Linked DNA regions of Mus musculus: all the other regions are linked to region 3. A link is a loop called in an ENCODE intact Hi-C map of the cell type or tissue named here. Cell type or tissue: heart. All regions are shown on one strand. Links, peaks and the distances in the headings refer to the core of each region. The heading gives the core; the rest is flanking DNA. Region 1 overlaps Dctn6 (dynactin 6). Region 2 overlaps Gm40487 (a long non-coding RNA gene). Region 3 overlaps Gtf2e2 (general transcription factor II E, polypeptide 2 (beta subunit)).

Region 1 (10,637 bases), core at 1,253-9,252, 330 kb after region 3:
GAGTTCGAGGCCAGCCTGGTCTACAGAGTGAGTTCCAGGACAGCCAAGACTACACAGAGAAACCCTGTCCTGAAAAAACCAAAACCAACCAACCAACCAAACAAGCCCCCCAACCCCCCCCCCAAAAAAACCAAAAAACCAAAACAAAACAGAATCTGAATCAGCTGTCTCAGTTTTACCTGCACCAAGCTCAGATGCATGGCTATCCTAGCTTAGATGCATGGCTATCCTAGCTTAGATGCATGGCTATCCTAGCTTAGATGCATGGCTATCCTAGCTCAGATGCATGGCTATCCTAGCTTAGATGCATGGCTATCCTAGCTCAGATGCATGGCTATCCTAGCTTAGATGCATGGCTATCCTAGCTCAGATGCATGGCTATCCTAGCTTAGATGCATGGCTATCCTAGCTTAGATGCATGGCTATCCTAGCTTAGATGCATGGCTATCCTAGCTTAAGATGCATGGTTAGGTCCTGAGCCAGGGGAATAACTGCTCCACATCCCCTCTGTGCTGGGAAAGGCTAGGTCCTAAGTTGAACATAACTACAGAAATGTGAGAAGTCACAAGAACGAAACAACCTCAGAAGAAGGTGTCACACCTTTAATCCTAGGAAGGCAGAGGGAGGCAGATGATTGAGTTAGAGGCCAGCCTGGTCTACGAAGTGAGTTCCAGGACAGCCAGGGCTACAGAGAGATCCTGTCTCAGAGAGAGAGAGAGAACTGGGACGGGGAATCTATCAGACCTCCTGGAGTTGACGCCACTGCGAGCTGCCCTGTGTGAGTGAAGAGACAGGAACTCAAGGACTCCACAAGGACAGCAAGAGGTGCTAACTGTCAAGCCACTTCTCTAGCCTTCCTTTATTTCTTAAATTCTAACTTCAGAGGACATTTCCCAGTGTAGGGGAATGCCAGGGTGGGAAGGCGGGAGTGGGTGGGTGGGGGAGCACCCTTATAGAGGCAGGGGGAGGGGGGATGGGAGAGGGGGTTTCTGGAGGGGAGACCTGGAGAAGGGATCACATTTGAAATGTAAATAAAAAAAATATCCAATAAAAGAAAAATTATGTTCAGAGGACAGTTCTCTAGGACAATGTAAAACACAACAGCAAACCCCCAAACAATAAATATACTTTTAGCCTGCTAGAGAAGGATCAAAATCAGGCCTAACGTGGAATTTTTCCATTTGTAATAACCATTTGCAACTGCGAAATGGAAACCGCTCTTCGGAGCGATGGGTATTTAGTGACATATGTGGACGATAAAGCTGTCCTCTTAGAGCAGAGCTTTAGCTGACAGCTGATCTCTGCTGATTCACAGGCTGCTATGAATGATCTCACAACCAAGGTGCCAAAGATGGAGGATAGTAATACTGGGAAAGATGGATTCACACCGTCAGAAACTCCCACACGTCCTGTGTAAGTGTCAGACAAATCAGCCCTTTTATCACAGCTAAATATTTTCCCACACAAATTCCATACGTTGTTGCTACAAATTAGGTAAAAGCTTAAATTTCTTGCCAAAATTTTATCTAGAAAAATTTATACATGCTTTCGAAAATATCCTGGGTATTGTAGCTCAGTGCACAAAGGTATACATTAACAGTTTCTCACATTGTTCTCTTTAAAGTTTACAAATTGCTACAAGGATCCCATACTTGTGAATATAATTCTGGATGCTTCCCATGTGGAATATGGCAAAACAGAGTTAAATTCACATACAGACATCAAAAGAAATCCAACCAAAACAGTAGTAGGTATGGTAAGCACAACACAGGGATGTTGGATGGGATCAGGAAACCATTACAGGTTTGCTGATGGATCCAAGTATCCCACTGGGAGATCACCAGACCCAGGGCTGGTGTGTGTGTGTGTGTGTGTGTTTTTCTCAGTGTTTTCTGGTTTGGTTTCTGTGTCTCTCATGTACTTAATGCTAACCAGGCCTCAAACCTCCCCCTTCTCTTGCTCAGAAAGAATACTCGTTCCTGAGCTAAGCTGTAAGAGGCTCCTGGGCAGCGGCCGATGTTGGGAAACCTTCCCCGTGCCGTCCAGTTTGGAGCACAGTCTTACTCACGCATTTATGATGAGGGCCTGCTCTTCTATCAGGTTTCCTTCACCGATGATTATTGGCCCGGCCTCCGCGATAATTCGTGCTTTAGGGTGGATCACCGTCCTCGGGCCTGTGCAGCAGAGCAGGGGAGAGGAGATGATCAGGGCAGGCTGCACTTCCAGCAGGAGGTGGGAGGTGAGGGAGGTGGGGGAAGCTTGGGGAGGAACCTTTTCTAAGGCCGTGCCAGGCACCGTGCTGAGTACCGTACAGGTACTATCTCCGGCTGTTATCAGCAGCAGTTAGTGCCAGACCTACAGCCGAGGGAAGTGAAAGGGCACACATGGCAGAGCGGACAGCTCAGCCTCCATCCAACCGCCTGTGACCTCAGAGTGTGGAGACAGTGTGTGGTACGTGGGCAGAGATAACACTAATTCTTGTCCTTGCTTTCAGACGGGCCTGACACTGCTTATAACGCAGCGAGCGCTTCTATGTGATTAAGAAAAACAGGTGCACAGAAGTCAGGAAACACAGAGTCCGCCCGCCTTCAGCCTCTTTGTATCATCTGAGTGTGTGTAGCAACTGCAAGCAGGCAGGGCATGATAAGCACAGTTCTCATACCTAAGGGGAGGGAGGCAAGAGGAGCCAGAGGTGGGTGCTGAGCCGTGACACTGACCTGAGACAGCTCAGTCTCAATCTAAGGGCACAAGGAGGACAGCTTCTGAGAACTGGGTGGCTCTGGAGGAAGTGGCCACACGCCCACCTCCCACTGATGAGAAAACACCTTCCTCCACCCACACACCCACCTACTCTTATCGTAGGATTGAAGCTATTTTTTCTTTCTGTTTTTGTTTTGTTTTCTAAAGAAGGATCCCACTCTATCTCCTGCTGTTGGACTCTGCCTAGCCCGAGTGCTGGGTCACTCAACGCTATTTTTATTTGTACACAGTGATGAGAAGTAACTCCCTCAGAAAGGAAGGTGGACGGAAGGATCAAGGGGGCAGAGGTGTCACTTTCCAGGATTCTGTGTTATAAACTGTTAATCTGTGGTATATAAACAGTCACTATCTGCTTATAAAAGGCAAGATGCAACACTCTATGTTAAAGGGCAACAGAGGAATAAACAGACTGCAGGAGCGGGAGCGGGAGCAGGAGCAGCTCAGTTGGTGAGCGTGAGCATAGGTGGTGTGTGCAAGGCCCTGCATGGGATTCCTAGTGCCAACGTCTCTTACACACACACACACACACACACACACACACACACACACACACACACACGCCCCGAACACAGAACACAGGCTATCTCTGCCCCTTTGAAGTTGTCCTGACAACTGGGATTACTTAGTGCACCAACTCCCACCCAATTCTATGAAACAGATACGCGTAGCCATAGTTAAACTGCTTAATGTTCCTGACGGATCGATCACATGTACATACCCGCCCAAGAGCTATCTGGATTCTCGAATGAAACACACACACACCAGGTAATTTTAATATGCCTTGACTAGCTTAATGACTGGGCAGTTCTTATCCTTCCTGCTGCTAGCAAACACCCCCCTCTGGTATTTCTGTGTTGAAATCTTTTAAAACCTATATTTCATCTCTGCTACCCCAAACACAATTGGGGAAGTGGCTCATGTGGCCACTCTCCCTGATTCTCACGTGTCCAGGCCTTTAGGTCTGGTCTTTCTTCTTCCCTGTCATAGCCATCTTTGTTCTTTGTTTTCTCCTAGCCCACACAACTCTAAAAGTCTTACCTCAGTCTACCTGCCAAGCTTGGCCATTGGTTCTTTACTGATCAGTCAAAAACCAATTGGGGACAAGGACCTTCAGCGTTTGGACACACAGATTCACAATTAGAACCAATCCCCAACAGATCCGAAGCCTCCAAGGTGAGCAGCGGGGCTCTGGATGGGCTCTCAGTGCAGCTCATTCTTTTCCTGAGATAAAGAACCAAGGGAACTGATAAAGAGAGTAGGGGCCCAAAACAGGGCATGGAGTCCCAAAGCACACAGGCGTATGAGACTGTACAAGTAGCCTTGCTATTTGGGAGAGAATATTCTCAATACACCCACCCCACCCCCACATATATGTATAGTATAGATACATGCCCACACACAAATAGTATAAAATAAATAAACAATCACGACTAAAAATTAAAATAAAGCAAGCACAGAATGGTGGGGCCTGTCTGTGAGTCCTACTCCTTACGGGCCTGACTGTCTAAGTGCAGGGAAAAGCTACTACAGACTAAACACTGTGGCATACTTGAGACCTATAAACACCAGCACATACAAAATCAGTAAGAAGCTTGAAAATAAAACTCGGAGAAAAGCATTCGAACACTTTATGGCTACAGCGCATCTCACATTTCATCAATACACTGTCATTTACCTACCTCATTCCTCAGCATGGCCACTTAGGCATCACAGGCTCCAGGTGCTCAGCAATGCCATCACCAGTCCTGGGTTCTTCTGAGATAACAAGTTCTACACCCTCCAGTGGTAAAAGCCCAAGGAGACCTACAGCTCACTCAATACGGATTTCTATTTTGTTTCAAAATACTCCAAGGGCCACAGTCTAAGTTAGGGTCTTTGTAATTAGAGCCCCAGCCTGTACCCATCCTAGTCTAGAAAGTCTAGACTCTGGTCTCTATCACATATAGGCAATGTGTGTGCTTATGTTCTCTCAAGGGCTGTTTCCACATCTGTAACAGGACGGGAAACGTGGGTTACAAGAAACACTGTTTGAAAGAGATGTCACAGGATCTGACCTGCAGTTCTGAAGGAGAGATTCAGGGGCTGACAGGACAGCCCAGCAAGGAAAGCCACTGCTGCCAAGCTTAGTGAACCAAATTCTATCCCCGAGACCCACACGCTGGAACCCACTCCTGACCCTGACCCCTGACCATGCTCTTGGATGCACACAATATATACAGGAAGACATTAAAAACGACAAGGTTACTGTGTCACGAAGAGCTCAGAATTCCTGAAAACTGAGCAAAGTGGGTAGTTTAGGCCTGAGGACAGAGCAGGGCCTGCTTTCTCCTTTCCTCAGGTGTCATGGTAACAGCTTTTAACTACAGGAGAGCCTTCTGCTTGGTAAGGGATTAAGTGGGACATGGAGATCATTGGAGCCATGACAGGCAGCAGACCTCTGGTCAGAGCTGGGTAAGCAGCCAGAGGCACCAGGCCTCCTGCTGACCCTTAAGTTGGAGCTGTGACAAGCACAATTTGTGAGAAGCCCACCTAAGGATGTATTCTGAAGACTAGGAGCCCCTGGCACTGGTGGCCTGTCTTTCTTTTTTAACATTCCTCTTCCGTGTACCTCTGAAAACAAATGACAATGCTACTTTTTCTTTAAAAATCCATGACAAAGGGCTCCCTGGAGACACTTGCTGAGTTCTATAACGTCACAGATGGTGGATGCTTGAGTGGCACCTGAGGTTGTCCCTGGCCTTGACGTGTGTGCGCACACACACACACACACACACATACCACCCTTCTATTTACAAAACACAGTTTGGCATTGTGGTGCCACCTGCAATCCCAACACTTAGGCGGGGGAAAGAAGATCTGAAGTTCAAGGCCATCCTGGACTTCACAACCAGTTGGAGGCTAGCCTGGGCTACATGACACTCTGTCTCAAAACAAACAAACAAACAAAAACCATAAAAACCAAAAACAAAACAAGTAAAATGAAACAAAGTTATTACATAACAAAATCAAATCAGAATGAGTATTTTTTTGAGTAAGGGTCTCTCTATGTAGTCCTGGCTGCCCCAAATTCAGAGGTGCATCTGCCTCTGACTCTCTGTTGCCCGGCATCTGAACAGTTTAAGCGGATGTTTTCTTGCTGTCATTATTATTTGTTAATCGTGAGTTACTAATAGAACTGGTAACTGGAGAACTGAGTATAAATGTCAGGGATGCTCTCTTGGAGCTAGCACATGGACAGCTTAGGTGAGGCCTTTGGTTTTGACACTACTGCCACCTGCTGGCATCCTGCCCCAACTGCAGGTTGTGGCCCACAGGGACTGAAATAGAGAGGGAAGCCAATCTGCTTTGAGTTGAGAGATGAAAGCAAGTTGGGGAGGCAGTGGGAGGGGGTGCGCAAGAAACTGCACAGCCCCTCGAGTGAGGCTAGCACAGAGCACATGTGACAGCTAAGAGTGTGGTGTGGAGAACAGGAAGAAGGCACAGCTGTGTGCAGTTTCACACTGCAGGCCTGGGACAGGGGGCCTGGCCTTCCGGGCAGCCTTAGCGGCGGGCGGCATGACACCTACCAGACAATCTCCTCCTGGGTGCCACAAACCTTCTACCTAGAACGAGTCTGACTTAGGCCATGTGTAGGGGTCTTAAAGCTAAAATGCTCTTTAAAAACAAGTCCCCATGCCAAGTCCCCTTTCCCACTTGACTCCGCGTGGACCTTCTTGGCGCGGCTCCTGGCAGGGCGGTTTGTATACTTTCTTACTGAGTGTGCTGAAAGCCTCTCTGCCTTATCTCCTTGTTTGGACAAATGTGTCTGGAGTCAGAGCTCCCTTAACTGGCGTATGAGTTATTTTTCTAAACCGCTGGCTGGGCTTCCAGAGCCCTGCCAAGAGGACATTCCTGCATCATGCCTCTTTCCCCTCATTTGGTAAAGGGCGCTCTTCACCTTTGCAAGCTCTGCATACATTTTCATATGTCAACAAATAAACCCAAGCTCTTTCTTTTTAAAATTACACCACTCCCTTGACCCCAGCAGAGGCTCTGGGTTGGGGTGAGCTCTGCTGGTGAGAAGTTCAAGGCCACCCTGGACTTCACAGGGTCAGGTGGGAGTGTCCCACTGTGCCCGGGCTGCTCCTCTTGTGCCATGGGGGTCTGTCCTCACAAGCTCGTGGGCCGGGGCTCCCCTGGGGCCTTCCTCACGTTACATGCCAGCCAACTCTCAGAGGGAGGATTTACAGAAAGTACTTTGTAACAGTCTAATAGAAAACAAGTCTGATCCTATGAAAATGAGCAGGACTCAGTCTGAGCACCTTCCAGTGGCGGTGTGCCTCCCCAGGGCTGGACTTCTATGATTTACCCCCTGCAACAGCCCCTCTGTCACAGCCCCACCCACACACCCCCATTCTGAGACAGTAGGATGTAGGCAGCCCTGACAGAACACACACCTGGCTTCATACTTCTAGTCAGCCTCACTGTTAGAACAAATAAATCAATTTCTAGAAAACCACAGATCCAGTGTAAGGTTCAAATAACTTGAAACACAGGAAAAGAAAACCCTGCCCTCTTCAAACTAATAAAAGTGTAAAAAGATGGGCAGTCCTTAGATTGAGCACCCACACACACTTCTTGGAGCACTCACACACTCCTGTGGAGCACCTCACACACTTCTGTGGAGTACCCACCCACACTTCTTGGAGCACTCACACACTCCTGTGGAGCACCTCACACACTTCTGTGGAGTACCCACCCACACTTCTTGGAGCACTCACATACTTCTGTAGAGCACCTCACACATTTCTGTGGAACACCCACACACACTTCTTGGAGCACTCACACCCTTCTGTGGAGCACTCACACACTTCTATGGAGCACCCACATACACTTCTGTGGAGCACTCACACACTCCTGTGGAGCACCTCACACATTTCTGTGGAGCACCCACACACACTTCTTGGAGCACTCACACTCCTGTGGAGCACTTCACACATTTCTGTGAAGCACCCACACACACTTCTTGGAGCACTCACACCCTTCTGTGGAACACTCACACACTTCGATGGAGCACCCACATACACTTCTGTGGAGCACTCACACACTTCTTGGAGCACCTCACACACTCCTGTGGAGCACCTCACATACTTCTGTGGAGCACACACGTCTGTGGGGCACCCCATACACTTCTGTTTACTGCTCCCCAACTCTCTGGGGAGTAGTTTATCAAGTTCCAACTGCCAACTGCATAGACAACAGGAATGATTTACAACTATTACTCCAGGAACCCGAGCAAAACCAAAGAAAAGCTTGACATGGAAAAGCAAGACATGGTCGGAGAGCTGGAACCAGGTAACTTGGCTCTGATTAAACTTTATAATAGTGTTTATAAAGGAGGAGGGTTTACATCCGAGGTGTTATTTCAGAAAAATAAATACTTGCCAAAAAGTGAAGATATTTTATGCTAAGTGCAACAGTGACAGAAATAATTATCTAAGCCCAAAGTCTGGGAAAAACCACTTCTTTATATACACAATTAAAGAAGCATAAAGTTTGGGGTTAGGAGAGATAAACACTTACAACAATCATAAGATAAAAACGGGGAGACAAACACCGCATAACTGCATCCCTCTCCTGCATCTTTTCCTTGCTTGTTTATTTTTAAAGATTTATTTATTTTTATTTATATGAGTACACTGCTGCTGTCTTCAGTCACACCAGAAGGGGGCATTGGATCCCATTACAGATGGTTGTGAGCCATCATGTGGTTGCTGGGAATTGAACCCAGGACCTCTGGAAGAGCAGTCAGTGCTCTTAACCGCTGAGCCATCTCTCCAGCCCCCTTCCTTGCTTTTAAAATGAAACTGTTTCTAAGATAAATGTAAGCATGTTCACTGCATGCTTAGTGCATATCTGATGCCGAGCATCACTATATGTGTATAGGAAATACACACACACACACACACACACACACACACACACACACACACACACACTATGCATAAAGCAAGCCACTCTGTCGATAAACAGCAAATCATTCCAGCTTTTTTTCCCTAAAGATTTTCTCTATCACTTCTGAGGGAGTAGGTGTGAACATAACCAAAACATGTTCTATGAAATTCTCAAAGGATTAGTAAAACAATTTTTTAACCACTTCATAAGGCTGGGCACGGTAGCACATGCCTTTAATCCTAGCACATAGGAGGTAGGAGTTATATAGTGAGACTGTATGTTATAAATCTATCACAAAAAACTCTTTAATGGCATACCATTACAGATTTAATATTCTAGCTGTATAGTATCAGCTAGTGGTCAAATGCCAGACTGAAAGTGCATGTGGGGGCTGGAGAGATGGCTCAGTGATTAAGAACACTGGCTGTTCTTCCACAGGTTCAATTCCCAGCACCCACACGGCCGCTCACAGCTATTGATAACTCCAGTTGTAGGGAAGCTGGGAGCTCTCCTTTGCCCTCAGCTAGTACTATGCGCATTTGAAACACATAGATACATACATGCAGGCAAAAACACCCATACACGTGAAAAAAATGAAATTATTAAAATAATAAACTAAATACTATCTTTGCCTACATAATTCCAGCATGTAGGGAGGGGAGGAAGACAAGAAAGCCAGAGGAACAAGAGGGGTAGGTGCTAGAGCAGAGCCCTAGGCAGGGGCCATTGTGGGCTCTGAGTGTGAAAAGTCCTGTATGGGCTCGCTGGCAGCACTGTCTTACAGTCTGGGGAAATCTGTAAGAGGCTGAGCCTTGCCGTTCCTAGTCCTGGCCACTTTGTCTCCTGAGTGCAGATAAGGCAGTGTTATACCCTGAGGGGAGCTCTCACCCTCAGGCCTTTCCAGCTGCCACAGCCTGAATCCCTTTAAAGCTGTGATGAGCCCATCACAACCATTCTTCCCTTTTGTGTTCTGACAGTTTCCGCAAGCTTCTGTAAGGCCATTTCAAGTATACATCTGTGTGCTAATGCTGTGGGTATATCTATCCTCTCTATAGATGTACTATATAGCACATATCATAAACTACTTAAAATGAGAAAGAGGAAGGAACCCAAGGGAAGTGTTCCTAGTTAAGGGCACATATGACTTTAGTCTGCCTTTTCTTCTACTTACAGAACAGCTGTGAGCTTGTGTTCCTCCTGAGTGGTGATGAGAGCCACATACACTCTGCAGGTGGCGAGAAATGGAGGACACTGTGACATGCAGGAGAAATCATGGCTTGCGATCTCCTCATGCAAAGTTTGCAGTGAAGACAAAAGTTAAGAGCACAGAAAAGAACCAATCATCTTCCACATCCTGTCAGCTTATAGTCACTCAACAGGTCACGTTTTAAACGAAGTTCCGCCATAGTGGCATGGTCTTCACTGGTCTCGTAAGACAGGCCACTGGCTGGAAGCCTCGACTTATTCCAGGGAAAATGGCATTCTCCACATCCCCCCCATTGAAGAAACTATTGTCAGGCCTCATGATGCACACTTTAATCCCATACTCAGAAGCAGAGGCAGCTGGATCTTCGTGAGTTCGAGGCCAGCCAGGACTCCATACTGAGATCCTGTCTCAAGACCCAAAACCAAACCAAACCAAACCAAGAAACCATTGGTATGTGGGAATAGAAGTGCTGCTGTGTCTGTGCAGGTGACAGGCAGCTGTGACTAAGGATGAGTGCCCATCAGTTAAATCTGCAGGGGCACAGTGCTCAGGAAACAGATCTTACAAACAGGACTGGGTAGTAGATGAGGCACCGGGGACTCGCATGTAAGTTACCCACCATGTGCAGGCTGGTTTCGTCTTGGTGATGGAACTACTGGCCAGACTACACGGTGAGAGCTGAGGGTACTAACTGCAAACTTTCTTGCTCTCACTTCACACTCCCATTCTGCCTGCG
Region 2 (10,637 bases), core at 1,225-9,224, 300 kb after region 3:
AGGGAAATGGGAAATGAGAACATTGGAAGGAAAACGTGGACCAGGCAGAAGGAAGGGAAGAGGGAGCACGGGGAAGAGGGAGCACTGGAGGGGCAGTGTGTGGGGAGGGGAACAGGGACAAAGGATAATGAGAATGTTCCGGTGAAACCTGTCAACTCAGATTCGAACCTAAAAGTGAATTAAAAGTAAAATAGGATAAATATAGTAATATGTATACTCATCGTTACTCTGTGGGTGGTAGCTTAGTATACGGTGTATTCATGTGTGTAAGTATGTCTGTATGCAAGCTTGAAGAGAGGCCTGAAGTCCAAACCAAGTATCTTCCTCTATCACTTTCTGCCATGTTTTTGTTGTTGTTGTTTTTTGGTTTTTTTGAGACAGGGTTTCTCTGTGTAGCCCTGGCTGTCCTGGAACTCACTTTGTAGACCAGGCTGGCCTCGAACTCAGAAATCCACCTGCCTCTTTCTCCCAAGTGCTGGGATTAAAGGCGTGTGCCACCACCACCCGGCTTTTTTTTTTTTTTTAAAGATTTATTTATTTTATGTATATGAGAACACTGTAGCTGTCTTCAGACATTCCAGATAGTTGTGAGCCACCATGTGGTTGCTGGGAATTAAACTCAGGACCTCTGGAAGAGCAATCGGTGCTCTTAACCGCTGAGCCATCTCTCCAGCCCCTCTGACTTGTTTTTTTGAGGTCTTTTTGATGAAGTCATCAATTAGCTAAACTGACTGGCCAGAAGACTCCAGGGACTTGCCTCTCTCCACCCCACCAGTGCTGGGATTACAGGAGTGTGCCATCACACCATATTTTTTCTTGCTTCCTTCCTACTTCTCATTTTCTTTTTAAAGATTTTATTTATTATATATAAGTACACTGTAGCTGTCTCCAGACACACCAGAAGAGGGCAGCAGATCCCATTACAGATGGTTGTGAGCCACCATGTGGTTGCTGGGATTTGAACTCAGGACCTCTGGAAGAGCAGGCAGTGTTCTTAACCACTGAGCCATCTCTCCAGCCCACTTTTTTTTTCTTTTTTTCTTTTTTTTTTAGAGATTTATTCATTTCTTGTTTTATATGAGTGTTTTGCCTGCATGTATGTATGTAGCCAACGTGCGTGCCTGAGGGTGTCACATCTGGAAGTGGAGTTGCAGTTGGTTGTAAGTCCGCTCTACGTGAGTGCTGGAAGCAAAGTCCCCTGCAAGAGCTGTCTGTACTCGTAACCACCGAGCAGTCTCTCCAGCCCTTCCCACACCTGTTTTTTTGTATAGGGGGATCTGAACCCAGATCCACTGCCTACACAGGAAGCACGTGATCTCCCGAGCCATGATCCTCCCCCGTGGGCTGTTTAAAATTTGTAAATTGTTTTTGGAATGTTCCAATTAACATTTTCAACTTTTTTTCAGGGCATGACCGGCTCTGGGAGCTGAAGCTACAGAGGATGATAAGGAGGACTCTTGAAGTGGAAAATGTGCCTCAGCCTCGGGAAGGAACTGCATCCTGGAACTGGAGACCGGGATGGACTCCAAAGAGGCCTTTCTGGCTCATTCCGGTTCCCTCTGCACACCTGCCTCAGCCTGTGGTCGTTTAAAAAAAACAAAAACTACTCCTGACCAAATTAGCTTTCTAAGCTGCCCGTGGCGGTTCAGGTGAGTAACAGTTCCACTCGCGAATTCCTGAGGGGAATTTGATCTCTCGAGGCTTTCCTGGGCCATCCTCAGCGATGCCAGAAAATTGGGAGCCACTCATCAGAGCCAGACACACAAGCTAACCCTAAAGTGACAGAGAGGCTTGAGACTGGAAAGATGGGGACCAGGGAAGATGGCCGGGTAGTAAACAGATCGCCACACAAGCACGAGGACCTGAATTTGAGTCGCAGCATGGTCCATATGAGAGCAAAGCCAGAATTTGTAACCCTAGTGTCAGGAGAGTATAGCTAGTGGTTCTCGGCCTTCCTAATGCTGCGGCCCTTTCATACAGTTCCTCATGCTGTGGTGACCTCCAACCATAACATTATTACGTCGCTACTTCATAACTGTAATTTGCTATTGCTATGAATTGAAATGTAAATATCTGATATCTGACCCCAGGGAGTCATGACCAGCAGGTTGAAAGGCACTGGTATAGACAGCCGGTTCCTCAAAGTTTACTAATCTGAGAGGTAAGCTCCAGGTTTAGAGGGAGACTAACTCAAAAGGTCGGGAGGAGAACAATAAAGACACTTGATCTCTGGTTTGCAAAAGCACACTCATGGGTGAGTGTACTTGAACAGACAAGGAGAGAGAGAGAGAGAGAGAGAGAGAGAGAGAGAGAGAGAGAGAGAGAGAGAGAGAGAGAGAACACAAACAAGAAAACACACACACACACACACACACACACACACACACACACACACACACACCGAGGGGAAATAGGCCAAAGCGTTTGCCCAGCAAGGCAAAATCTAATTCTCCAGTTTGGAATGTAGATCTGGCATAGTCTTATTTTCTTCCATTTCCTGCTTGCCTCCCTATCCAGACTCACCCTGCATAATGCATGCAGTTGACCCTCCATGGCTACAGGGCTCTGCACAGATTGTTCGCACTCTGGAATGTTCTTCCTCCTTTTCCACCTGACTGGCTTCTAATCATGCTTCAAAGAGTCAACTCAAATGTCACATTCTCATGCACAGAAAGTAATCTCTAGTCCGGGTCTCATTTTACTGGGAATTAATCATCTTAGTTGTCATGGTGAGACTTGTTACCCTTGGAGGGGCGGTAGCAGCATGCATCTTGGGAGTAAAGTGGTGTTCACAGTAAACTTCTGAAGGATATTCTTTTTTTTTTTTTTTTTTTTTTAATTTTTTTTTTAAAGATTTATTTATTTATTATATGTAAGTACACTGTAGTTGTCTTCAGATACACCTGAAGAGGGCATCAGATCTCATTACGGGTGGTTGTGAGCCACCATGTGGTTGCTGGGATTTGAACTTCGGACCTTCGGAAGAGCAGTCGGGTGCCCTTACCCACTGAGCCATCTCACCAGCCCCTGAAGGATATTCTATTCGCCACCAGTTCCTATGAACGACGGTTTCTAAATGGTGACGGTGAAGTTACAATTGGTAGCAGTATCAAAAGATATGAAAGGGGCTGGAGGGATGGCTCAGCGGTTAAGAGCACTGACTGCTCTTCCAGAGGTCCTGAGTTCAAATCCCAGCAACCATATGGTGGCTCACAACCATCTGTAATGGGATCTGGTGCCCTCTTCTGGGGTGTCTGAAGACAGCAACAGTGCACCTTCATATAATAAATAGATAAATCTTTAAAAAAAAAGATATGAAGATTTTTTTGTTTTTTTGTTTTCTTTGTGAGTCAGAGAAAGTGGGGAGGGAAGGAGAGGTTCCTGATAAGATACTAGCTATTCCCTACTACTAATAACACCTTAGGCATATCACAACCTAACAAATGACTACATTTCCCAGACTTCCTTGTGGCCAAGGCCAAACATATGACTAGGTCCCCACCCTAGTTTATGGATAGAAGAGATAAGCGTGACATCCATGCTTATTGCTTAAGGGGAAACAGTTTGCTGTCTGCTTTTTCTCTTCCCCTTTTTCTGGACCAAATATAAGGTGGTCATGACCCAGCTTTGACCACTCAGCCAAGAACAACATCCTAGGAACTGTGATGCAACATGATGGGAAGGAGCCACGTCCCTAAATGACCCAAAGGAGCTCAACAGCGCCAGCAGCCTGGACCACTCAGCTCTGGTCAGTTGCGTCTTCTTCAAGCCAAGAGTTGGGATCGTAGCCATGTTACCAATGCTTTACTCTAGCCATCTAGCCTTGCGGCCAAACAGGAGACAGTTCTCTAGAGCAGAGAAGAAATCACTGGTCCCCTTTTTGTCTCCATACCCCAAACATCAAACATAGCATCTTATAGATGAGAAGTGTTCAAGGAGCCTTTGATAATTCAATGGGTGCTGGGCTGGAAGGGAGGGAAGAGACAGGCGGTAAAAAGTGAGTGATGGAATGGGCTGTAGTCTTGGAAGTAGAGTGTTTGCCTGGCATATAGGTAGGAGGCAGGCCCTTAGTTTGATCCCAGCATGGCAAAAAAAAAAAAAAAAAAAAAAAGACGGAAGAAAGAAAGGAAAGATGAATGGAAGGAAAGAAAGACTATGTTAGAACATCTCTGAACAGCCCGTGAAGCAAGCGCAGGTGAAGGAGGACTTCCATTGCTGCCACCTAGATTCCATGGAACTTTTTTTTTTTTTTAAAAGTTAGGGGGGAAAATATCACGTTAGTTGATTGACCCCTGCTGGCCGTTTGGAATTCTGCAGCTTGAATCAGTCAAACTGTTCAGCCAAAAATGTCTTCACTTTTTAGAGATCAAGGAAGCAGCTGTTAAAAATCTGAATCCACACTTAGGAAGCACTAAAACCCAACAACGATAGACACAGCCGGGGGGGGGGGGTCGGGGGGGGGGACAGACGACGACTAACAATAACAGAGAAGTGCTCTGGGCCGGCCACGGTGGCGGCGGTGCTGAAGCAGCCCTCCTCCAATGGAGGAGGGATGGCTCAGGATCTGGTTTTGCTCTAGAAGGTTGATTGAAGCTCGGGGTCCAGTTTCTCCTTTTTATAGATGTGTTTCTGTCCTTTGATCATGTCAAGCCGTAAGATGTCTCTCTGGTCCTTTCTCTTCTCTCCTCCTGTCATTTCCTTATCTGTTTCCACAGCTTGGCCTCTCTCTCTCTCTCTCTCTCTCTCTCTCTCTCCCTCTCCCTCTCTCTCTCTCATTTCTATCAGTGGAGTTAGTCATGACATTGTTGAGTTATTTGATTAAGAAAAAAAAATGAGGGCTGGTGAGATGGCTCAGCAGGTAAGAGCACCCGACTGCTCTTCCAAAGGTCTAGAGTTCAAATCCCAGCAACCACATGGTGGCTCACAACCATCTGTAACGAGATCTAGCACCCTCTTCTGGAGTGTCTGAAGACAGCTACAGTGTACTTACATATAATCAATAAATAAATCTTTAAAAAAAAAAAAAGAAAAAAAATGAAAGCTGAAAAATAAACAAAAAACTTTCTTTCTTTTTTTTCTTTTTTCTTTTTTTAGTTTAGTTTTGTTTTCTTTTTCGAGACAGGGTTTCTCTGTGTAGCCCTGGCTGTCTTGGAACTCACTCTGTAGACCAGGCTGGCCTCGAATTCAGAAATCTGCCTGCCTCTGCCTCCCAAGTGCTGGACCCACACCCGGCTGTAACAAAACACTTTCGTTCACAAACTCTCTCAAAGCATTGTCAAGAATCAGAATCTCCTCAGACTAGAAGAAGGCATCCCAGGGCAGCGGCAGGGCTCTTCTTCAGTTTTGGGGATGGGGGAGATGCTTCTAAAAACCAGCCTGGTAACTCTCAGAGTGGCTGGAGAGATGGCTCAGTGGTTAAGAGCGCTCACTGCTCTTTCAAAGGACTGGGGTTTAATTCCCAGCATTCACGGAGTGACTTCAACTCCAGTTTCAAGGTGTCTGACTCTGTCTTTTTTCCTCCTCTTGAGGCCCTGGGCACTCTTTTTTTTTTTTTTTTTTTTTTTTTTTTCGGTTTTTGGTTTTTCGAGGCAGGGTTTCTCTGTGTAGCCCTGGCTGTCCTGGAACTCACTCTGTAGACCAGGTTGGCCTCCAATTCAGAAATCCACCTGCCTCTGCCTCCCGAGTGCTGGGATTAAAGGCGTGCACCACCATGCCCGGTGAGGCAGAACACTCATATGTGCTGCATAGTTTTACATAAACTTGAGACAAGCTAAAGTCATCTGAGAGGAGGGGACCTCAGTTAACAAAAGTCCTCCATCAGATAGGAAAACCTGTAAGGCATTTTCTTAAGCAGTGATTGATAGTGAGGGCTCAGCCATTTGTGGGTGGGGCCATCCCTGGGCTGTGATTCTGGGATCTGTAAGAAAGCAAACTGAGCAAGCCAGTAAGCAGCGTCCCTCCATGGCCTCTGCGTCAGCTCTTGCCTCCAGGTTTCTGTCTCATTTGAGTTCCTGTCTGGACTTCCTTCAATGATGGACTACAGAGTGGAAGTGTAAGCTAAATAAACCCTTTCCTCCCCAACTTGCTTTTCGGTCATGGTGTTTCGACTAAGCATCAGAACTCCACCAAGGACAGTGGATCTCAATAGGTGGCCCAGTCTAGACTTGGACTGTGTAGCCCAGAACTCAGGAGGCTGAGGCATGAAGATAGTAGCTTTGAAGACAGGCTGGGCTATAGAGCTCAAGTCTAGCCTGAGCTATTCAGAAGGGCTCATACCTGGAGACAGAGGGCTTGTGAAAGGCTTGTAGGATATTCCTGATGGAAGATGGATTCACCCCAAGCCAGTCACTGGGGCTTTCTCTCTTTGCACACTGAAAAGTATGTGGTCTTTTCTGTTTCTTTGGCTCTGGCTGCTGGAGAAAGAAGCAGAAGGTGTTGTTACCAACTATCTATGATGCCAGGCTTCTAGGTATGGGAAGCAATGATATCCAGAGAAGAGGGGAAGGGTGCATGTGAAGGAGAGCAAGATGAGGAAGCGTCAAGGCTGGAGCAACTGATCCTGTATCCTCAAGGCCAGATCAACTGATCCTGTATGCTCAGACACCAGCACTATTTTTTTTTTTTTGATGTGCACCTGCCCTCTTCTAGAGACTGTTCAGGGAGAATATGAACATGGGCTCCCTATTAGAGATAGGGATTTAAAAAGACAATAAGCTTATACTGTATGACTTTGTTTATTTGAATCCTGTGATTGTATATGCTCTGCCCAGGGAGTGGCACTATTAGAAGGTGTGACCCTGTTGGAGCAGGTGTGTCACTGAGGGTGTGGGCTTTAAGACCCTCATCCTAGCTGCTTGGAAGCCAGTCTTCTGCTAGCAGCCTTCAGATGAAGATGTAGATCTCTCAGCTCCTCCTGTACCATGCCTGCCTGGACCATGCCTGCTCCCACCTTGATGATAATGGATGGGACCACTGAACCTGTAAGCCAGCCCCAATTAAATGTTGTCCTTTATAAGACTTGCCTTGGTCCTGGTGTCTGTTCACAGCAACGAAAACCCTAACTTAGACAAATCCCTAGGACTTGTTAAATCCTGCAACAGGGAGATGTCAGGACAGTGGCTCTTGATTCAGTGTGTGAATATGTGAATGGAGTTGGAGGTTGACTGGGAAGGACCGTGTGACGGTTTGTATATCCTTGGACCAGGGAGTGGCACCATCTGAAGGTGTGGCCTTGTTGGAATAGGTGTGACCTGGTTGGAATGGGTGTGTCACTGTGGGTGTGGGTATAAGATCCTCACCCTAGTTGACTGGAAGTCAGTCTTACACTAGCAGCCTTTGGATGAAGACATAGAACTCTCAGTTTCTCCTGTGCCATGCCTGCCTGGATACTGCCATGCTCCCACTTTGATGGTAATGGACTGAACCTCTGAATCTGTAAGCCAGCACCAATTAAATGCTGTTTTTTATAAGACTTGCCTTGGTCATTGTGTCTGTTCAAAGCAGTAAAACCCTAACTAAGACAGACCGTGAGGGTATTTTCTGTATTTCTATGAAGGATTTGGATTTCCTTCTTATAAAGCTTAATTCAAAAGTAGACCAATAGACCCAAGATTTGTGCATACCACAGCATATAGATCAGATGTGGCTAAGTGTTGAATTGGGGTGGAGTGTTTGTCAGGGTTTTCTGACTTCTTGGTTCATTTCTAACAGGTCTCTATGCAGCCAGGTATATTTTGGATGCTTCACCTTCTGGATTCAGAAAGTTGGTACTAGGGTGTTGAATATGCCCAGCCCCCAAGGCTTGTTGCCTGGCAACCAACCAAGGATCTGTTGATAATGCTATAATCGTGACTTCATCCTGAGGAGAGATTGGCAGCCAGCTTCCAAAAGGGTACCCAGGGGTCCCTATCAACAAGTTATGACATTAAGTCAAGCATCATGCTTGTTCTCGGGTCAGTCGTTTTGGAGGAAGCCAGTCCTGAGGAGATGCCTCCTGACCCCCAGCTAGCGTCAGCTGCCAGCCACCTGGAGGAGTCACTTTGGAAGCAGATCCTCCAGACCTGGTTCATGCTTCACCATGAGCCTCCCGAGAGGGCTCAAGTCAGATCCATCTTGCCAAGAGTTCCCTACCCAGAGAAGCTCAGATGAAAGGCAGACTGCTGTCTGAGGCCTGAAAAACTGAGGTTTTACTATGAGATAAATGATGCAGAGTCACTGCGGGGATCTTCAGCAGACACTGAAGGTGTCACCCCGAAGGTACAGTCTGCATTTTTATGGAGAACTACAGATGCTATACACTGCTCACAGCCTTCCTTACTTCCCATTTGAAGTTCAAGGGAAGTCTGAGAGATGGTTTCTCTTGTTATCCAGACTCTAGAGTTGTAACAAAAATCATTGAGTTCTGTAGCCGGACTTTCTGCTACTTTGTGGGTTCTTCTTTCTTCCACCTTTCACCACCCCTTTTCCAGCCTTTCAACCTCCTGAGGCTAGATGGAAGAGAAAAAAAGGATAAGGGAGAAGGGGGCAACGCTATTGTTAGACTACTTCCTGCTGACTAAGGGTGTCCAGTTCATTGGGGCAAGTTTGATCTTCAAGGGCAGGATATCTAATTTCTTCTTGTTTCTTCTTTGCTCACAGTTACTTAACAAACTGCAGCCAACCAACAACCCACCACTCAGGGCTCTAGCGTTTATATACCCTCTGAAGAGTCCCCAGCATTCCAAATATCACACGATCGCAGAAACTGTCTGCAGCTGGCAAAAATCACGCCTCTGCTAGAGCACGAGGCAAATCACAGTCAGCTGCTGTGAGCAGTCTGAAGCAGCCCCACGTCCCACATCTGGGATTAAAATGGAGACATATTCCCATAATCTTCCTGTGGTTTTGTTTTTTTTCCAAAGAAACCAAAGTTCTCACTACAAAACTCTTTTTAAGACTCTACCCTCTATAACACAAAGGGAATAAAGCCCTGACCACATTTATTTTAAGATCCTGTGGTGCCTTTAAATAATAGTGCCTTGGACCAGAGAGGTCTCCAGGTCACATACACTGGAAAGTCCTCTCCTCTCCTCTCCTCTCCTCTCCTCTCCTCTCCTCTCCTCTCCTCTCCTCTCCTCTCCTCTCCTCTCCTCTCCTCTCCTCTCCTCTCCTCCCTCCCCTCCCCTCCCCTTTCCTCTTCTTCTCTCATTCTCTCTTCTCTCTCTCTCTAATTTCTTTCTTTTTTCAAGACAGGGTCTTACTATGTAGCTCTGGATGACCTGGAACTCACTCTGTAGACCAGGCTGGCCTCCAACTCATAGATGCTTCACATGCAGCCTCCTGAGATGGCTCAAGTCAGAATCATCTTACTACCCCATTCCTGAGTTCCCGACCCAGTGAAGCTCAGAAATCCACAGATCTCCTGCCTCAGCCTCCTGAGTGCTGGAATTAAAGATGTGTGCTACCGAGTTTGCTCTTTTTTTCTCCTCTCTTCCTCCTCCTCCTCCTCTTCCTCTTCCTCTTCCCCCTCCTCCTTTTGAGACACAGTCTCACTATGCATCCCTGACTCATCTCTAAAGACTAGGGTTGCCTCAAACTCACAGAGATTCTCCTATCTCTGCTTCCTGGGTGTTGAGATGAAAGATGCCCTTAAAAAGATATTTCTTTTTTTTTTAAAGATTTATCTATTTATTTTATGTATGTGAGTACACTGTGCTCTCTTCAGACACACCAGAAGAAGGCAGCAGATCCCATTACAGATGGTTTGAGCCACCATATGGTTGCTGGGAATTGAACTCAGGGCCTCTGGAAGAGCAGTCAGTGTTCTGAACCACTGAGCCATCTCTCCAGTCCTCAAGAGCTATTTCTAATATCGTATTCTCCTCGTCAGCCTCACTTCTCTCTGAGAGGAATCTGTCTACCCAGTCACGTTTTGTGTGTGTGTGCCTGTGTGTGTGTGTGTGTGTGTGTTTGTGTCTGACCCTCCTTTACAGGAGATTTCATAGCAGTGTTCCCACTGTAAAAGAAATACTTGCTCACTTTAGAGAAAATGGAAAATATATAGAGCAGCCATTGTTAAAGTTAGGTGTGTGTGTTTCCAAAGAAAATTAATTACAAATGACTTAAAGTGAGGAAAGTGATGAGTTTAAATTTTTAAAAATAATTTATTTTATGCATATTGGTATGTTTTTGCCTGCATGTATGTCTGTGTGAGGTTGTCAGATCTTGGAGTTACAGACAGTTGTGAGCTGCCATGTGGGTGCTGGGAATTGAACCAGGGTCCTCTGGAAGAGCAGTCAGTACCCCTAACCGTTGAGCCATCTCTCCAGCCCCAGTGATGTTATTTATCCTGCTGCAGCCAAAGTTTTGAAACCAGTGTTGTCTCAAACTAGAGATTTGTGTGTTAAAGGCTTGCTTATCCTGGTGAACGATAACTCAGAACTTCTGGAAATAGCATGGACCCAGATAACAGGGAAGGAAGTCATCACTATGGCCCTCTCTCCAACCAGAGGAAATGGCCTTCAGGAGGAGAACCCAGCTGGGAACTGACATCAGTCACCTGTGGTTGGCCCTGCCCCTTGCTGAGTACTTCTCCAACAGACTCTGTGAATCCCTTGTCACTGACCCAGCCACAGCTTTCTCCCTTTTCTCTCTTTGTT
Region 3 (10,637 bases), core at 1,225-9,224:
GATAGAAACATTTCTCCGGACCCATTGCTCAGATTTCTACTTCAGATCTGTCACGTCTAGGTTCTTTCCTGCTCACCTTGCCTTCTGTTGTTTTGTTAGAGTATTAGGTTCCTTGCATACTTGAAAGAGTTCCGTAAGATATACTGGATTGGTTGCCTTCTCGTTGACGGGATTGTTAGTGTCTTCTTTAACTGTATTTATTTTATTTATTTTTCTAATTTTCTGTTTTATGTGTCAGCCACACTAAATGTGCTTTCTTTCAAAATAATTTATTTACAAATTACATCTTTAATTGTCGCATCCACCCAACACCACGTCGACCTTCTTCAAGCAGGTTTATTCAGAACACTTAGCATTGCAATGCAGGAACAACAATCCCCTCTAACAACCCCGGGGCGCGCCTTAAATACCCTACTGACTCCTCCCAGTCACCCCAGTCACGTAACGGCAGTCCATTGGTTCACGCGAGCTGACGAGGCATGGCATCTGCGCTGTGCAGGCGGCTGGGATGTGGCTATGTCTGAGGTAATGAGAAAGTCAGGTGTAGGTCATAAGACCTGGCAGCTGTCGGGGTGCCATCTTGGGGCAGCGGCGGTAGCCGCTACACCCGCTCCTTACATTTAATGGCAACAGATTTGCAGAAGATGGCTTCTAGAACCTTTTTAATTTTCTCTGTTATTCTGCTTCTTAATTGCCAACTTTTTATACTTGGTATGGCTTCCTCAATTCTTTGTCAAACTATTATTTGACTTTTATTGCTTCTTGTTGTTTTACTTTAACAACATATAATCTGTCAGATCACTTGCTACCTGTTAAAAATTTGACTATTTACTCTGAACAATGATTAATCAGACATTGAAGTTTCACACAGTTTTAATAGTTGTTGATTTCCTTCAGTACTTGTGTAATTGATGTGTTATATATTTTCATGCAGTTTTAAACCTGTGCATGTTCTTGAATGATAATAGCTTAAGGATTATGTTCATACTCATACAGTGTTCCTCTCAGTTGCATTGTGTTATTTTACTGCTGTCCAGTTCTTAGATTTTATCTATCTGTAGCTCAGCTCACTTGTCATAACTCTTTCCCCTTTATATGCTGGACACCTTTTTTTGCCTGGCTTTTACTTTCACTTGTATCTTCTTGTTTGAGACATTTCTATTGTGGGTGGCTATGGTTCTCCTTAGCTTTTTTTAAAAAATTAATTTATTTATTATATGTGAGTACACTGTACCTGACTTCAGACACACCAGAAGAGGACGTCAGATCTCATTATGGATGGTTGTGTGCCACCATGTGGTTTCTGGGATTTGAACTCAGGACCTTCGGAAGAGGAGTCAGTGCTCTTACCCACTGAGCCATGTCTCCAGCCCCTATCCTTAACTTTTAAGACAATTTTATGTGTATGGATATTTTGCCTAGATATATATCTGTTCACCAAGTGCCTGCCTGGTGCTGGAGGAGGCCAGAAGAGGGAGTTGGATACCCTGTAAACCACCATGTGGGTGCTGGGAATTGAACCTAAGTCTTCTCAAAGAGCAGCTAGTATTCTCAACCACCTCCTGTCTCTTCAGCCCCTCTTTAAGATTTTTAATCAGTTCTAGTGCCATTTTATATTTGTCTTTTATGGGCATCCTACCCTTCCTTTATTTTGAAAACTGTACAATTTTTTTTCTCTTACTCTCTACCAAACTTTTTTGGTTTTCTCTGTAGCCCTGGCTGTCCTGGGACTCACTTTGTAGACCAGGCTGGCTGGCCTCGAACTCAGAAATCTACCTGCTTCTGCCTCCCAGGTGCTGGGATTAAAGGTGTGCACCACCACGCCTGGCCCAACTTTTTTTTTTGATACAAGCATCTCACAGTGCTATTCTGGTCGTGTAGCCTCACTCTATCCCTGGCTTTGTAGATCAGGCTGGACTTAAAGCTTCCTAAAGTGCTGGGATAAAAGGTATATGCCATCACACCAGGCTTTCTACAAACTTTTCTGTTTTTGACAGGTTCTGGGTTTTTGCTTTAGTCTCTGAATGCTTATTTGTAAACCTACTAAATAATTTGTTCTGTGTGCTGTAGTCATTAATTGAAGGCATTGCACTAAGGGGTTTATTCATTTCTTCTTAACATTTGTTTATCTACTGTGTGGCAACGTGCCCTCCGTGGCACACATGTGGAGGACTGCTTGTAGGGGTCAGTTCTCTGCTTCACACATGTGGGTCCTCACAGCTGAACTCAGGCAATCAGGCTTGGGGTACAGTGTGCCATCTCACCAGCCCTGAAGCTTACATTCTGAAGAAGACGATACACATCTAAAAATTTTACACAGTCCGTACACTAGCAAAGACATAAGTGTTTTGCCATGCTTGTTTAAGGGGGAAGGTGGGTGGAGTTCATAGGTGATCTCTGTGAAAATAGATGAGGTCAGCTGAAACCGGAGCCACATGCAGGCAGCCAGGAGCATGTCCGTGTGTCTGATGGTGCAGAGACACCTGCTGGGTCTCGTCTAATGATGTTTGCTTAATCAGATTTAGTAAATTGTCTTTTTATGACAGCCATTTTGTTACTCTTATTCATCTGAAATTTAAATAAACATATAAGCTTTTTAAAAAATATTTTTAATTTAATTTAATTTTATTTTATTTTATTTTTTTTTTAAAGATTTATTTATTCATTATATGTAAGTACACTGTAGCTGTCCTCAGACACTCCAGAAGAGGGCGTCAGATCCTGTTACGGATGGTTGTGAGCCACCATGTGGTTGCTGGGATTTGAACTCCTGACCTTTGGAAGAGCAGTCGGGTGCTCTTACCCACTGAGCCATCTCACCAGCCCTATTTTTAATTTTATGTGTGTGGGTGTTTTGTCTTTATCACATATCTGCATGTTTCCTGTGGAGACTAGAAGGTGGCTTTGGGTTTCCTCGCACTGGAGTCTCAGCTATGAGCTGCCGTGTGGGTGCTGGGAATCAAACTTTAGTCTTCTGGAAGAGCAGTCACTGCTCCTAACTACTGAGTCATCTCTTGAGCTCCAGTATAAACTTCTAATATATAATTAGTTTAAAAGTCAGTAGAATACCCTAAATGCAATGTAAATGATTATATTTAACTTTTTTCTTTAAATATTAATAAGTAATCAGGCATAGTTAATGCCTGCAACAAAATATAAATGAAATAACTGTCAACTTAAATGTGGAGTCACCATGACTCCACATATATGATACCTGATAGCTATAGGTAACCAGTAGATGTTTGATGCCTGGGCGGCATATGTGCTGTAACTTGTGATTTCCTTCAGCCGTTCACAATTCTTGGTCAAGTTCTAGAAGGTGAAAAGTGTACCTTTTCTGTGATTTACAATAGCAAGCTATTCTATATACAGTATACAACGTAGAAAATGAAGAATTAAAACAACACAAAATAGTTGTGAACAGTATTGTATTATAAACTCCATTTAATATAAACTGATATTTTTCAGTAATTAATACCTTCCAGGAAAGATGATGGGAGCAGAATTTTCAACTTTGGTAGCATTAACATTTGAGGCTAAAATTTTTGTTGTTGTTGTTGTAGAGGGTTGTTCAGTGCAATATAGAACCTTTATCAGCATTTCTGGCTGGTTTAACTGTCAGAGACACAGCTTCCCCATGGTGTGAGGCCATAGCTGCCTCTGTATATTACCAAATGTTCCTTGGGGGACAGACTGTTCTGCGTGAAGAGTGGGTTAAAGATTCAGTTAATATTTATAAAAAAGAAAATGGATTGAGATATGTTCATGGGTTCAATTATTTAGTACACTCAGTGAATATCGTTTTTTTTGACCTTATAGGCAGTGATGTGAGAACCACAGTTTGCTAAGTGTGCTATTCAGTAGCTTAGGTGTATTTTAGTTTGTATGTTCAACTTACCAATGAGTTTATCAGGATGTAACCCATTCATTGTAAGTCAAACATCTGTATGGTGTAACATGTTGCATGATAATTTTATAATCGTAGAATGCTCAAGAGACATTGTAGGGAACAGTCATGGACAAGAGCCCTGAGGATAACATGAGTTTTTAGTAGATATCGGTATAAATCACCGATGTAAAATTAATTTGAAAAAGTTTTTGTTTATGATGTAAATATGTATTTCCATGTAAGGCCAATTGAAAATCTACAGGTTTTGGAGCTGGGGTATTGTAGTAGTGTTTGCCTAGCATATATGAGGCTCTGAGTTCAAGCCCTAGCCCTGTGTCCTTCTACCCTCAGTCATGGCTCATTGTGATGTTTGTCTTTGATATGGTGGCATCAATGGTGATGTTTGTTTTAGCCCACTAGGTGTCAGTCTCCAGTAGAGCAGAAATGCTCTTGAATGGACAAGCAAGTGAAAGATCACCCTTAGTTTTGTCTATAATAAAAGCACGTGTCCTATTGTTTGTTCTGTAGGGATTTTCTTAATTAAGAAGTAAACAGAATATTTAAACTAAAGCATGCATTTAATTTCAAAAGGACATTTATTTCCTTAAACCAGACTCTTACTAATTTAGATATAATATAAATGTTGGTGGTCAAGAGAATGTAAGAGAACAGTCCAAGGAATTAAATCTATAGCTTCGATAAGATCTCCTTTCCCTGGAAACTGGGGATTTTTACCTTGTGAGTTTATGATAATTAAATAGAAAGGAATCTGGTTCCTAATTAGTACATAGAAATTGCTAGCTGCTAGCAGTAGTATTGAAAATATAGTATCTAAGAGGCTTAGTCCACCTATCTGGCCGCTTGTTATCCTAACTCAGGGTTTTGTAGTTTTGGATTTGACTAGCTAAATAGGAAAGAAGTAGATGGATTTTAGAAGTCTGGGCTGTATTTGCAACTCTCTTCTACAGCTACATCGTTTAGTGGCTCTTGGTATTTCTGATGAGAATCCCTGTATGGGACGATCTCCTCATTGCTGGTAGTTGGTTTTAGAAGCTTAAATGTTTTATCTTTATTCCTAGAGTTCTCGGATTCTTCTAGCAGCTATCGTTGTTGAGTCTTTACTTTGCACTCTGTTGCTCTTTTAAGTGATTATCTAGTTTTATTTTTGTGGTGCTGTGGATGGACCTAGGGCCTTTGGCATGCTGGGCACATTTTCTGCCACAACATGACGTCCCCAGAGCATTATATTTTGATGGTTTGGTGACATGCATGTATTTTAGCGCAATTTTTACGCCGATTGACAGTTTTCTTGTGTCTGTCTCTGTCTGTCTGTCTGTCTGTCTGTCTGTCTAGCCATATGCTTTTATGAGTGAAGCTTGGTGTCATGTATACATATGGCCAGTTTGTTTGTTTGTTTGTTTGTTTGTTTGTTTGTTTGAGACAGGATCTGTCTACATAACCCTCTCTGTCCTGGAACTCACAGCCTTGGCTTCCCACTTGGTTGGACTGTAACCTGTAAGCTGAAATAAACGCTTCCTCCTTGAGTTGGATTCAGTCAGTGTTTATCACAGTAACAGCAAAACAGAACACCTTTGTTTCAGAAATGCTTTCACAGGCATAACCAGAGGTGTGTCAGGCCATCAGTGAGGGTTGTGTCTGGGACTGTCTACCTAACCACCAGCTTATCTATCTGAGGTAACAGTTTCACTGTTTCCACTTTGGTCTGTTCCTGAGTTCAGTCTAGTTCCAGGGTTATAGTGTATCCAACCTATTTTTTTTTTTTTTTAAGCAACTTGACAATATTAGAGAAAATAAAGGTTCAGCTGGGTATGGTAGTACACACCTTTGACCCCCCCACTTGAGAGGCAGAGATAGGTGGGATCTCTGAGTTTGAGATTACCCTGATCCACAAAGTCCCAGGACAGCCAGGCTACAGAGAGAGATACTCTGGGAAAAAAACAATGACAAAAACAGCAAAGTAACCAAAATTACCTTGGTTTTTAATTTGTAGTTTATTAGACATGTTTTATAAACTTAAAAAGTTTTTCCCGGGCTGGTGAGATGGCTCAGCGGTTAAGAGCACCGACTGCTCTCCCGAAGGTCCTGAGTTCAAATCCCAGCAACCACATGGTGGCTCACAACCACCTGTAATGAGATCTGATGCCCTCTTCTGGTGTGTCTGAAGACAGCTACAGTGTACTTACAGATAATAAATAAATAAATCTTAAAAAGGAAAAAAAAAGTTTATCCCACTTTGCACCATTATTGAACAGTTTGTATTCTCAAATATGTTAAAAATCAATTAAATTTGGGGTCCTCTCAAATACTACTGAAATTTGTGATCTAATGTTCATCTTAAATATTTGAGTAGCTATAAAATATCTGTATAGTTTCATTGATAACACATCTTGTAACAGCATTAGGCTAAAGAAAGGCAAAACAATAAAAATGTTTTATTTTTTTATAATGCTGAGTGTGGTACATGCCTGTAATTTCAGCACGTGGGAGGTTGAGGCAACAGGCTTGAGAGCCTCAGAGCAGGCCGAGTTATATACCCAGACCTTGGTTTAAAGCACAACATAGTGTAATACAGCTCAATGGTAGAATCCTTGCCTGGTATATGCAAGGCTCTGGGATTGGTCATTAGCACTGCCAAAAGAGAGAAAGGAAGGGAGGGAGGGCGGGAGAAAAAAGTAGGTAAATTCAGGACAGAGAAGTCAGGAAATGTTCTCTGGAAATGATTTATTAGCCATGCTATAGCGGGAGAGTTGAGTTTTGTTTTGGTGCATGAGCAGTATTTATCTGAGGTTGAGTTACTGTTGCTCCACCACCATGACCAGAGCAGGCTGGGAGGAAAGGGTTTCTACTTACATAGAACACATAGAACTGTTCATCATAGAAGGGGATTAGCACAGGGGCTCAAGCATGGAAGGAGTCGCTTGCTTTCTTACCACACCCAGAAAAAATAGCTCAGGGCTAGCACCACAATGGGCTAGGCCTTCCTCCTCCAATCACTAATTAAGATAATGTCCTGCAGATGGATCTTATGAATGCATTTTGTCCCTAGAAATGAGGTTCCCTCGTTTTTAGTTAGTGTCAAGTTGACATAAACTAGCCAGGACAGCATATATTTTGAGGTCCTGTGTTAATGAACAGATTCATTTGTCACACCATGGCTAGTGCTATTCTTGTAGGGAATGCCTCTGTGACTGTGTAATAAGAAATCTTTAGCATTCAAGCTTTTTTTCCCTTTGTTTGTTTGTCTGTCACTTATTCTGTAGGCTTAGCCTGGTCTTGAACTCACAGAGATCCATCAGCCACTGCCTCCCGAGTGCTGGGATTAAAGGCATGTGCCATCACCCCTTGGCAGCATACAAACTTTTGCACATATCAAATAAAAAGGCAGGTCAAGCAGTTTGTTTTCAGAGAATTTAAATTTTACAGTGTCACCAACAGAAGCATAGTAAGAAGTCTCTGGAATGAAATTAGCCAGTGAATAAGTGATATTATGAACACAGCTTCTTTCCCTTTTGTTTACACAGATAACACACACACACACATAAATACACACATACATATATACACAGATGGGTTAATACGCAAAAACACGTTTTTCATATGTTGGTAAACTAGAATAAAGGAAATTTTGGTCTAATGCCAGAACTATTATTTTGTATAGTATACTTTTTTATTTTTCAAGACAGGGTTTCTCTGTATAGTCCTGGCTGTCCTGGAACTCAGAGATCCGCCTGACTCTGCCTCCCGAGTGCTGGGATTAAAGGTGTGCACCATACTTCTTATAACAACTGAAATAATTAAAAACAAAATAACAATAGTAAAATGTAAAAGTTATTTTGTGTGCTTTATTGGAACTAAAAAGATATTGTTTGATCTGTCATTACTTGTAAGTGAATGCTATATATTCATCTCATGTAGGCAGAATCATCACATTGTCTTAAAGTTTGGCTTTTAAGGGCTGGAGAGAGGATTTAGCTGTGAAGAACACCGATTCCTCTTGTAGAGAACCCAAGTTCAGTTCTCAGCAATCCCAGCAGGTACCTCCAAAGTGCTTGTAGCTTCTTCCAGTTTCAGGGGATCAGACATCCACTTCTGGACTCTGCAAGCAAATGCCCGCATGCATGCATGCCTGCCTGCAAACATGTATAAATCTGTATGTGCATGCACACACATAGATACATATACTGATCATTTAAAAAGTGAATCTTAAAAAAACCCTGGCTGTTAGGTAGTTGGGAACTTCTAACTCCCTCTTAGATCCTACCATTATGCCAGTGCCAGGAATCTGAAAATTTAGGACCTTCTTAGTCTATCAGGGAGCTGAGGTTACAGAACAGCTGTCTGCTCTGCAGTCTATGAATAGGTATCCCAAGAAAAGACGAGGTATGGATACTCACTTACCTGAGACAGACAAAATGAGCACTAATCAAAAGAATGTAGTTAAGAATTTGAAAGTATTGCTGAAGACTGCACCGATTAGTATGAAGACATAGGTCTCAAGGCTGGTATGGATTCAGAGGTTCAAATTCCCCACCTCCAAGCCCTTCTCCATAGACTCCACCAGATTCTTTTTTTTTTTTTTTTTTTTTTTTGGTTTTTCGAGACAGGGTTTCTCTGTGTAGCCCTGGCTGTCCTGGAACTCACTCTGTAGACCAGGCTAGCCTCGAACTCAGAAATCCCCCTGCCTCTACCTCCCGAGTGCTGGGATTAAAGGCGTGGGCCACCACGCCCGGCTCCACCAGATTCTTGCAGTGAAGGTTGAGGCTGTTCTTTAGGAGAACCCATGGTTTGATTTGATTCCCAGTACCCATCTACATGGTGGCTCACACCCATCTCTAACTCAGGTTCTAGGGGCTCTGATGCCCTTATGGCCTCCACTGCCTTGGTCACATATGATGCATAACATACATGCAGGCGAAATACCCTTAGCAATGTGAAGTTCCAAAACACTCAGGCAGACTACAGGGGAGCCAGTGTAACAGGGAAACCCAAGCCTGGAGGGCAGCAGCCATGGAAAACACTTAGGACAAACCAGGCCCTGTTCTGAACACAAGGAGTGGCGTAAAGAATTGGAAGCCAGTTTATTATGGTGAACGATAGCAGAAGATGTTGCTGACCAAGTGTACATCCTGATTAGATTGCCTCACTGCAGGCTTGGCAAAGGAAAGGCGTTCCCATTTCCAGGCATACAGACTATTACCTCTGATTTCAGCTGGCCACAGAGGATGTCCTGCTTGGGAAAAAAATGCATAAAAAGAGACAAAGGAAAATATTATACTGTTGAGACCAGGTCAGTAATGAGACCAAATTCTTAAGACACAGATATTTAACTACTAGATAAACTGCTAAACACAGAATTTAAAATAAAGGTTAATGTTGACCTAAGTAGTAGAAAAGGCCAGACCAACTGTATGATGAAGTGGAATATGTCACTAAGAACATCTAATGGAAAGTGTGGTGACAGAGCTGAAGAGCAACTCCAGTAGCCTCTCAGGACACATGACGTAGTAGCCAAGGGGACATTTTTAACGATCTGTAGGACAATATCACATGGTCTTCAATTATCTTCATGGATAATTTGAGTCTGAAGGAGATGGTGGAAGAGAAAGTTGAATATCAGTGGCCAAGAATTTTCTAGAATTAATGACATCAAACCAGGATGGATCTAAGCACGTGAGATAAGTCATGCCTCTCCAAGCCAATGAAAGAGGAAAACATCAGACTTGGTTTATTCAGACTGCTAACTACTGAAGATGAAGACAGTGAAAGAAGAGAAAGAGTCATTACAGAGGAACAGATAATTACAGCAGAGCTCTTAAAAACTCTGTGTGTGTCTTTCTGTCTGTAATCCACATCCAGTTGACTGCTGCACATAGTATGAGATAAAGAGCCTGCCTTTCCTGCTTGTAGATTCAATTATTTTTCTGGCACACTTTGTGTTTTGTGTGTGTGGATGTTTTGCATGCATGTATATCTGTATGCCACCTATGTGCTTCGGACCCGCAGAGGCCAGAAAAGAGCCTAATCCCAAAGCCGGAATTAAGAGATGGCGTGAGTAAGCCACCATGTGGGTGCTGAGGGTGCCAACCAGGGTCCTCTGGAAGAGCAGCTGGTGCTCTTAACTGCTGAGCTATCGCTCTGGCCACACTGACTCCCCAAGACATTATTAAAGAGACTGTTTCATTTTCTGCTTTTACATTATTAAAAATCAATTGAGATATTTACTTTAACTGATATTAAGATAATCCTCTCTGTACTCTATTCTGTTTTGTAGGTTGACACTTCTTTATTTTTATGCTGTTTTGATTACTGTAGCTTTGTAATGTGGTTTGTGGTCATTGTTGTCTCTTGCCTCCAACTCTGCTCCTTTTAGCTTAAGATTGCTGTCTTAGTCTTTTATTAAGAAGTGTCACAGACTGGGTGAATTATAAAGCAAAGAGGTTTATTCAGAGACCTTCTTCCTGGTAGAGTTCTGGGGTGGTGTAGGGTGTCACATGTAGAAGGCGTGGGAACATACCAAACAGTAGCCAGACTGGCTGTATGAACTTTGACTCTTGAAATAATGCATTAGTCGCTTGCATGTATTCACATGCACTTTAGTCACCATTTGTTTGCTTTAGATTGAAAGTTTGGGGAAAAAATTATCTTTTTTATTTTTTTATTTCTTGCATGGGTATTTGGCCTGCATGTGTGTTGGTGCTCTTAACTACTAAGCAGAGCAGTGGAGGCA

The links. Peaks named below come from ENCODE experiments on the same cell type or tissue, not always from the same donor. Only the 100,000 strongest peaks of a DNase experiment are listed, where the experiment ranks them.
Region 1: it touches region 3 in a loop (8-fold over the local background); 6 of 42 quality-filtered maps call a loop at or near these places.
Region 2: a loop joins it to region 3, with 8 times the contacts of the local background. A loop is called at or near these places in 14 of 42 quality-filtered maps.

Annotation. Positions count from the first base shown.
Region 1 is chr8:34,095,121-34,105,757 of GRCm38, forward strand. Dctn6 (dynactin 6) reads right to left here. Exons shown (of 7, transcript NM_011722.4): 3 at 2,069-2,174. Among named protein-coding and RNA genes, the nearest start is that of Dctn6, 8.3 kb to the right of the region's middle. In heart, for the core only: a CTCF peak has its summit at 6,047 (motif pointing left); DNase peaks (open chromatin) are centred at 2,273, 6,091, 6,531 and 6,901; H3K4me3 peaks cover 1,357 bases; H3K27ac peaks cover 5,302 bases.
Region 2 is chr8:34,061,858-34,072,494 of GRCm38, forward strand. It overlaps Gm40487 (a long non-coding RNA gene), which reads left to right. Exons shown (of 3, transcript XR_870314.2): 2 at 1,407-1,649; 3 at 2,518-2,714. Among named protein-coding and RNA genes, the nearest start is that of Gm40486, 11 kb to the left of the region's middle. In heart, for the core only: CTCF peaks have their summits at 3,245 (motif pointing left) and 4,294 (motif pointing left); DNase peaks (open chromatin) are centred at 1,544, 3,684 and 4,254; H3K4me3 peaks cover 398 bases; H3K27ac peaks cover 2,115 bases.
Region 3 is chr8:33,764,320-33,774,956 of GRCm38, forward strand. All of the region lies in intron 6 of Gtf2e2 (general transcription factor II E, polypeptide 2 (beta subunit)), which reads left to right. Among named protein-coding and RNA genes, the nearest start is that of Smim18, 22 kb to the left of the region's middle. In heart, for the core only: CTCF peaks have their summits at 2,700 (motif pointing right) and 4,305 (motif pointing right); a DNase peak (open chromatin) is centred at 8,892.